2 separate regions of the Homo sapiens genome follow, and region 2 is linked to region 1. A link is an interaction called in ENCODE POLR2A ChIA-PET data of the cell type or tissue named here. Cell type or tissue: PC-9. All regions are shown on one strand. Each heading gives the region's core, and the rest is flanking DNA. Links, peaks and the distances in the headings are about the cores only. Region 1 overlaps SCAPER (S-phase cyclin A associated protein in the ER). Region 2 overlaps SCAPER (S-phase cyclin A associated protein in the ER).

Evidence for each region. Peaks named below come from ENCODE experiments on the same cell type or tissue, not always from the same donor. Only the 100,000 strongest peaks of a DNase experiment are listed, where the experiment ranks them.
Region 2: POLR2A ChIA-PET joins it to region 1 with 5 read pairs; 3 of 35 experiments call an interaction of 5 or more read pairs at or near these places.

Annotation. Positions count from the first base shown.
Region 1 is chr15:76,347,400-76,351,803 of GRCh38, reverse strand. SCAPER (S-phase cyclin A associated protein in the ER) reads left to right here. Exons shown (of 32, transcript NM_020843.4): 31 at 516-567; 32 at 3,068-3,900. The coding sequence ends at 3,171. Among named protein-coding and RNA genes, the nearest start is that of ISL2, 13 kb to the right of the region's middle. In PC-9, for the core only: no CTCF peak of the experiment used is centred there; a DNase peak (open chromatin) is centred at 2,303; H3K27ac peaks cover 1,585 bases.
Region 2 is chr15:76,431,125-76,435,528 of GRCh38, reverse strand. SCAPER (S-phase cyclin A associated protein in the ER) reads left to right here. Exons shown (of 32, transcript NM_020843.4): 26 at 1,219-1,451. Among named protein-coding and RNA genes, the nearest start is that of ISL2, 97 kb to the right of the region's middle. RefSeq lists an enhancer at 611-1,810. In PC-9, for the core only: no CTCF peak of the experiment used is centred there; DNase peaks (open chromatin) are centred at 2,318 and 3,408; H3K27ac peaks cover 1,081 bases.

The sequences.
Region 1 (4,404 bases), core at 205-4,204:
ATAATGTGGTTCCTCAAGGTCTCTTATGTGTTACATTATAACTGAGTTACTAGAAAATGATATTAAAATAGCAGCTGGTTGTCTTAGGTTTCTGAAGATTTACATATTTTATATTACATTTTTCATTTTCCATCTACATGCAAAATTACCAGACTTTAAGATTTAGCTGCAGAATACATAGAGCTTTCATATTTGTACTTTTTAAAAAAATGATCAACACCTGTTGATATTTTAAGATAGTAAATTTGGCTTAAATTTTAGTTTTATTAGATAAAAAGTTGTAATTTCCAAAGTAGGCAGCAAGTTGTCCCCTGGTGATAATTTAGCAAGATGTAAGTCATTACTATTTATGAGAACCTGCACTACGTAACATCAGTTTCTTCAGCGTTTATATTTGGGCCCCAAAATATTCATACAAAAGTGGTTGCATGAATCAGAAGTATATTTAAAGCCACCCTTAGTGAAATTCTCTGTTCATAGCATTGATAGAAAAACACTTTTCTCTCCTCATACAGGATTTGGCACAGACTCCAGGTCAAGCGGAAAACCAGCCTTACCAACCCAAAGGTATGTCTCTATTGAAATTAAATTTCATGTGTTTGTTAGCCAAATGGACATCTTTCTTATCCTTTCCTCTGGAACTGCTACATTATATGTAAAATTTTATACATAACCTAAAAATATTTGAGATTCAGATACCAAGTATATTTCAGTAAGTAAAGAAATCGATTTTGTCATGAAGCATGAATGCATCCAAATATGTATAGAAATCTGTGGGAGTAAAAGAAAAGCACAAATATCTTTGTATAATTTATAATCATCTCATGCAAGATATATTAAATGGTAAATAATTACTAAAGAGCCGCTTTGTAATACAGGAGCCAGATCATTAATACTGGCCCACATTTCTCACATAAATGCTGAAATCACATAGGTTTGGTTCCTTATCCATGTTCAGAATAAAGTTATCAGTAATAGTAGCCCACAGTTTCCCCCCAAGTTCAAGTAGTTGAACTTTTGTTTTGAAAATAATTGTTTTACATGGAGAAAAAGTCATCTAATTGGCAAAGTCCAGGGCAAAAGATTTACAAGTTGTTTTTTTTTCCTATAGCATTCCTGCTGGGGTGTTTGCTGTGATCAGAGTTAGAGATGTAGAATTTTTACCACATTTTTACTTTTTTAAATATTCTGCTACCCAGACTGTAATTGAGAAGTACAAGTTGCTCTTTGGGTGTTATGACAGCATCTCTGATGAATGAGAACCTAATCCAGATCTTCTTCAATTCTTCCATTAGTTTGATAGTCTTTAAAGTGGCCATTTAGAGGTACACTCCCAGCAGGACCCTTTAGGGCACCCACCAAGAAACCCTTACTTGGTGGGGGTGGGGGTGTTACCTTGGACTCTTTCACACACACACACACACACACACACACACAAAGTCCTCTACAGTGGACAGGTGTTGAAAAGTGCACAGAAGAAAATATAACTAAAGCTATTACAATATCATGAAAAGAAAAAAAAAAGACGTTTTATTGACTCAGGCACCCAGAAAAGTTAAACAGAAAGCTATGCAACTTTTCAGAAATTCAAGTCCACATCCTTGTCGGTACCATTTGTCTGAGCAAGAATTAGTCTGCAAGTTCAGTTCTGCCCTGACCCAGTCACAGCCCTTTTTTTGTTTTGTTTTGTTTTAACTACTGGAGGATACTTGGGGAGAAATCAGCAAAATGTGTTACTGTTCTTACAAAACAATTTCATTTTGAATAAATTAAAATGCTTAGAAAAATCTAATGTATTTATTTTCAATTGTACAGCAGTTTTGTTTTGTTTTGTTTGCCACTAAGAAGTATAAGCATTTTTTTCTTACTCTTTCTCCTGATCATAAAGATGAGTCACAATTTGTTACATTGTCTGGAAGACACAGTCCCAGAAGCTGCCTCTCTCTGCTTGGTGGACTGAGGCCTGTGGAAGTCTCAACCTTCTTTCTTTTCCAAGGGACCATCTTCCCTGATTTTCATGCTTTCCCCCAGTTACAGTAGGCTTAACCCACAGAACAGCAAAGGGGGAATTGGTCTCTCCTTTGCTCAGAAAGGGTCATCACTATGTTAATGACAGCTCATAATATGTTGCTTGATTTTTTTTTTAATGATGATGCCTAAGTTGCCAGTTTGCACCTTGGGTATTTGTTCCCCTTTTGCCTAGATTAAGTCCTCATAAAATGTCTCAAGATATTTTGAGTTCATTGTCCAGGTAAACCTTTAAATATAAAAGCAGCTCTTGGTAATACCACATTCCTATTGCCCAGGAAGAATTTTGGTTTTCAAATACCTACTGCCTGTCTAGCTGCAATTGTTTACTTTACCTATGTCACTGGCCAGTAAAGCTCCTATCATTCATTCCTACTGCTTTGTTAGATAGGCTGTGCTATATTTGAATAATTTTAAAGATATACTTAAAACTACATTCATGTTTTAAATTAAATAGACTTTCAGAAAACGTCATCATTTACATACAGTTTTCCCCTTTCATGGCTAACTTAAGGATAGAATATAGGACTGTCATTTTAGTTTGTTCTTTTTTTTGTTTTTTGTTTTTTGTTTTTTTTGAGACAGGGTCTCTCTATGTTGCCTATCCTGGAGTGCAATGGCTACTCACAGGTGCGATCATAGCAAACTATAGCCTCTAACTCCTGGGCTCAAGCATTCCCCCGACTTCAGCCTTCCAAATAGCTGGGACTACAGGCGCGCACCACTGTGCTTGCCTGGTTGCTAATTTTTTTCTCATTGTGGAGTCCAAAAACATCTTTTTGTAATTTATATAGGGGTTAATGTCTGAATATGTTAAAGGACAAACTGGATTGTGGTTAAAATATATGTCATATATTTTATACTACAGATAGATTGATACATATAGATCAATCACCTTATTTACCTAAATTGTGTCATGGTTTATTTGAAGTGGATATCTCCATTTTATACTCAGATATCAAAATAAGTTTAATTTATGAATCTTCAAAGAATTTAACCCTCTTTTATTTAACTTTTTTCTCTTTTATCCCCCTCTCAGGGAAATGCCTTGGTTCCCAAGACTATCTTGAGCTGGCTAACAGATTTCCTCAGCAGGCCTGGGAAGAAGCTCGACAGTTTTTCTTGAAAAAAGAGAAAAAATAAATGTTTTGGTTGATTCTGTATTTGAGTACCCTTGTTAATATTTTAAATTGTCCAAACAAACATTCTAATTGTTCCTTAAGAACTCATTTTCCCATGTTTATACTCTTCCCACACTGTAGATATGGCATGTACTTTACACTATTTATAATGACTGTAGATACTTGAATGTTCTACTTGCTAATTTTGCAAGTTGAGTTTATTTCATTTATGCAGAGTATCTTGGAGTTTGGTAATTTCCATCTTATGATAATATATACTTTGCATTTGTGATATGGGTGAAAGGAGACATAAAATTAGCAAGTCTGTTTTGTTCTTGTAATAAAGTAACTTATTCTGTTTTCATTGTTGACTTTTCATGTTAAGGAAATACGAATCTGAAAGAAAAATGTTAACTCCAGCTCTTGAAGTATCTTAAATAAAGACTTAATTAAAGTTTACCTGCTCTAAATTTAACTTTTTAAGGTCTACGGTAAAGATATTTGCAACACTTTTGCATTCTGACTACATAATATGTTTGGGGGCTATTTGAAATCAACTTAGGGCGTTGTATTCATTGGTCTGCCCGAACTCTCCTAGCAGATAATCCTCTCTTGGCATTGCCGAGCTGAAATTACTCTCCTAAGGAAAAATTAGTGATAAAAAAGATGTGTCCTAGTGAATCACCCTAGAGTATTTTCTCACATGGTTGTGAAATGAAGCAACGCTGAAATAAAAGTCACACAGAAAGTCGCGATGGTTCTGAATGAGTTTCACATAACTCCTGTGCACCTCTCAGTGTCTGCCTGGAGATGTTGACCTTTTCATGTCTTGTCCTCATCGTTTCTTCACTAAGCCGATGGTCAGTGCTAAGCCGTTCACTGAGTGACATCAGTAGTAATTTCTGTCAGATACTGATCAAACATTACCAAGAAAAAAGATCCGGTTGGGGAAAAAGATCTGAAAATGTATTCGACTCGACACTGCGGGGCGGGGAGGGACTGGAAAATACAGAAGTTGTATGTTTTTCAAAAGCAAACTTACCCACCTAGTGTTCTGGACCCTTCTTTTTGGAGCCTCACAGAGCTGCCGGGTTACATATTTGCTATTTTTTACTTCTTTGCAAACAGAAAATTAAAAGGTATGATTAAAAAAAAAAAAGCTCCTCCAAGTGCGATCGGCGCCCCCGCCACCGCGGGACCCTGGCGTCTCCGTGGCTCAGCCCAGCCGAGCCCCCACCCCGCGGGTGTCCAGCGC
Region 2 (4,404 bases), core at 169-4,168, 84 kb before region 1:
AGGTTAGAGAAAGAGGGTGGCTGATTTCAGGAAGAATGTCTCCTTTGGAGAAGGAAAAAGAATCAGGAATCACTGATGTATATGAACTTGACAGGAAATTTCATTTTGACAAAAAAGATAGACAATTAGTGATACATAAATAGGAAATTCAACATATAGGGAAAAATGATTATCTCAGTGAAACCAAAAATTTTGGACAAAAGGGTAAATATTAAGTAGATTAGCTGTGAATATTTGCATAGTCATAATAGAAAAAACAATAACTATTACTATGCAGTCGATAGTGCTGTTTAACAGATGTTCTGATTCTTTCTCTCTTTCCAAGTACATGATAGGATGACATTTCCTGGCTCCCTTTGTGGTTGGGTGGACTGTGTGACTAGTTCTGGCCAATAAGTTGCTTGTTTTTGCTAAAGATCCCCCTTTTGGATCCAAGTGATCATTTATTCCTCTATCTTTGGTAGAACTGATACAGATAAACAGTGAAAATGAGGCAAAGGCTGGTTGTCACCAAGTAAGTACATTTGTGGAATTTAATATTTTACCAAATATTGTCCCATTCATCTTCTTAGTTGAACTTCAGAGTTGTCCTGGGAGCTAGGGAGATACAGAAAGCAAGGAACTTGTCTCAGATCATACACTGCAGAGCCATGGTCCAAGCTCCAACGTTTAATAACCACGTTACTTGTAAACTATACACAAAGAGAGCTGAGTGTGGCATTATGTACTAGGGAAAGAACTATTTTGCCATTTTGTAGTAGGAAATGCAAATTTCATCCTGATAGAGGAATTCAGGTTAGATTTTTTTAATACACTGTAATAAGAAACAGTGCTGTCATTTTATCTATTTTCTGAGTTCATTTAAATTTTTAATATAATTTATTAAGTATTGAATACTTACAGCATGCCTGTGCATGTTCTAAGCATTTTATATGTATCAGCTCATTTAATAATCACAAAAATTCTATGATACAGGTACTCTCATTATCCTTGTTTTATAGATGAGAAATTGGAATTTTGAAATAGTAACCTTATCCAGGGACATCAGGTACTGAGGGTAAAGCTCAGATTTGAACTTGCAGTCTGATTTCAGAGCCAACACTCTTGAACATTTTAGATTGTCAAAATTACTTATGATTCCAGAAATGTTCTAAACTGTCTCTGCCCATTTTTGGTGGTTTTATTGAAACATATTTACTGTACTTTTTTTTCATCTAGGTTTATGTTCCAGATGAAAATAATACTATTTTGGGGAGAAATACAAATAAACAAGTTTTTGAAGGCTTGACAACTGGACTTCTCAAAGTCAGTGCTGTGGTTTTGGGCTGCCTGATTGCCAATCGACCAGATGGAAACTGCCAGCCAGCTACCCCAAAAATACCAACACAGGAAATGAAAAACAAACCCTCACAAGGTGATCCTTTTAACAATCGAGTTCAGGACCTTATCAGGTAAAATTGCTAGAGTTCTTAAAACTTTGTTCTTTGTTAAGAAACTATATTAAAATAATTTAAATCTCAAGGCCCATGTGATGGCAGTGGTTCTCACAATGCCATTCACACATTCCTGGTAGAGAATACCAAGAATACCTTGTAAATATTTCTCAGATTTATCACCTTCACTCCATTGCTGCTATTAATACTTTACTTCAGATATTCAGGCTCTTTTGCAGCAGCAGACAGCACGTCTGTCTGTCTGTCCCCCACCTTTTAAAAATAAGTTCTTTTTCCTAATTATGAAAGTAATACATGCTCAATGATAAACACAATTTGGAAAACACGGAAGAGCACAATGGATTTTTTAAAACAGTTTTGTAGAGAGAAAGAAAATTCTCTCTTGACAGGAAATTTCATTTTGACAAAAAAGATAGACAATTAGTGATACATAAATAGGAAATTCAACATATAGGGAAAAATGATTATCTCAGTGAAACCAAAAATTTTGGACAAAAGGGTAAATATTAAGTAGCAATATAGGTAGAGCTCAGGTATCATTCTTGGTTGTTTTTTTGTTGTTGTTGTTGTTGTTTTTTCTATCACCCAGTCTGGAGTGCAGTGGTGCAGCGCAACCTTGGCTCACAGCAACCTTCGCCTCCTGGGTTCAAGCAATTCTTCTGCCTCAGCCTCCCAAGTAGCTGGGATTACAGGCACATGCCACCATGCCTGGCTAATTTTTGTATTTTTAGTAGAGATAAGGTTTCACCATGTTTGCCAGGCTGGTCTCAAACTCTTGACCACAAATGACCCACCCGCCTCCATCTCCCAAAGTGCTGGGATTACAGGTGTGAGTCACCACACCTGGCTTTTCTTGATATTTAGATATGTGATGTTAGAATGTGTTCTGCTAGAGCTTTTACAAGTTTCTTGATGTCAACTCTTTCCAACTGAAGGAATTTCTGAGAATTCCCCTATCTCAGTTCATCTCTGGTTATAAATTAGGTTCAGACTTAAAACAACAATAATAGCTACCATTTATAGAGTACCCATTATAGTATAATACCTTACACCTAGTAGGTTAACCTTATAGGGTTATACCTATAGTATAGTATAGTAACCCCTTTAAGTGTAAGGTATTGTAGTAGAGGCTTTGCAGCCCTGTAAGTGTAATATTTCTAACTTAAGCTTTGTAGGTGAGGAAATTGCTCAGAGAAGTTAAGTACTTAGCCCAAGGTTATGTAATAAACAAGATTAAAAGTAGGTAGGAGAGCTGAGAGTGGAATTCATGTCTAGCTGGACTCCCAACACCTGTATGCTTTCCACTACACAAATGTGGCAATTTCTGACACCTGTTCAAGGTCAGCCCTGTTTCCTTCTAAGGTCACCTTCTCTCCAGGGAAATTTACTCCTACTTTGGCATCTGAACTCATTTACCCTCGTTAATTTTTTATTTCCCAACAGAGTTTCATCTGGTGTTAATCAATTACCTGTTCCACCTATCAGCACCTCTTCTGTGTTCTGCACTGATCTCTGGCTCCCCAAATCCATGCAATTTGTTGCTCTCTGAAGCTTATGGTTGGTTAACAGGAGAACAAGAATGCACTCCTCTGTATTTGCTTCTTTCGCAGTTCATAAATTTCTTCTGCTTTCTTGTAGTGCTTTCTTGGGAACAGTTGTTTCATTCAGTAGCTTCCTTACCCTTGATTACTTTGTTCACTTACCCCTTCTATCTGCCTGTCCTCTTTCCTCAAGTGTATTTATTACTGGAGAGCACCAGGCCCTTTGGGCCACAACCATTTATCTTACAGCACTTGACTTTTAGCCTCCCTGGCCTTTCTCTCAGTTGCTTGATCCCATTCAATTCCCCATGTCCTTTTGGTCGTTGTAGAATTTGCCCTCTCTGCTGACGAATGTCATTCTGTCCCTGCATTCTCCCTTGGGCTACCCTGTGATGCAGCAACCCTGCATGCTTGTCATCCAGACAACTTAGCCACATGCCTTAGCTGTGATGAAGCGGAAGATCCATTCAAATGCTTCATTGCAATTCCAGTGGGCCTTCCAGGGGGAAATACGTACATTTTCACATACATTATTATAATTACCAAATCCTTCTTTTAATACCTTCCTTTAGGAGGTATTTTTCCCCTAATACCTTCCTCCTTTAGGAAGGAGCAGTGGTAATCTGCCAAACCAAATAACTCATGTGACTTAAAAATGATGATTGACAACCATACTGCTTCAAAAAATACCATGCCAGTCTTTCTCTGATTTGAACCACTGTTGTTGAATATTGTTTTCTTACAGATAATGCATTGTTATTTGGCTTGGTGAGGACTGTGTAAAACTGCAAACCATATTTCACATCTGCCTAGTTTAGCAAACAAAGCATTTTTTTTTTTTTTTTTTTTTTTTTTTTGCTAATCATTTTCATACTTGCCTTCTCACCTTCCCAGATATGAACTGACAAGAAGTCTCACTCCACTCCCTGTTACAATCTGGGCATTTTTGTCAGTTGTGAAGTTGAGTAGAAAGGGCTCCAGTACAGTCGTTGGAGCTGTTCTCTGGCTGTATCCCTGAAGTAGAGCAGGAGCAGATTCTGACATCTGTCCCTTCCTTCCCCTTATCTGGCATAGGAGAGGTAGGAAGATATCTAAGAGACATGAGATCATTACAGTATTTATTCTTATTATTTTATTTGTTTCAGTCAAGTTTCTGCATCTAAGCCATTCTTGGAAATATTTTTCAATTCAAAGTATGGCCACCCATACTAATTTTGTGCCAGACACTGTAGAAGGATGTGTCAAAAATTTAAAAAGACTTTTACAGCATATCCAACTAATTTTATTTTACTATTAGACATCTGAATTTATTTCATTTTTAATTTTTTTCATTGGCACATTGTAACTGTATTAGTCTGTTTTTACACTACTGTTAAAGACATACCCAAGGCTGAGAAAAAAAGAGGGTT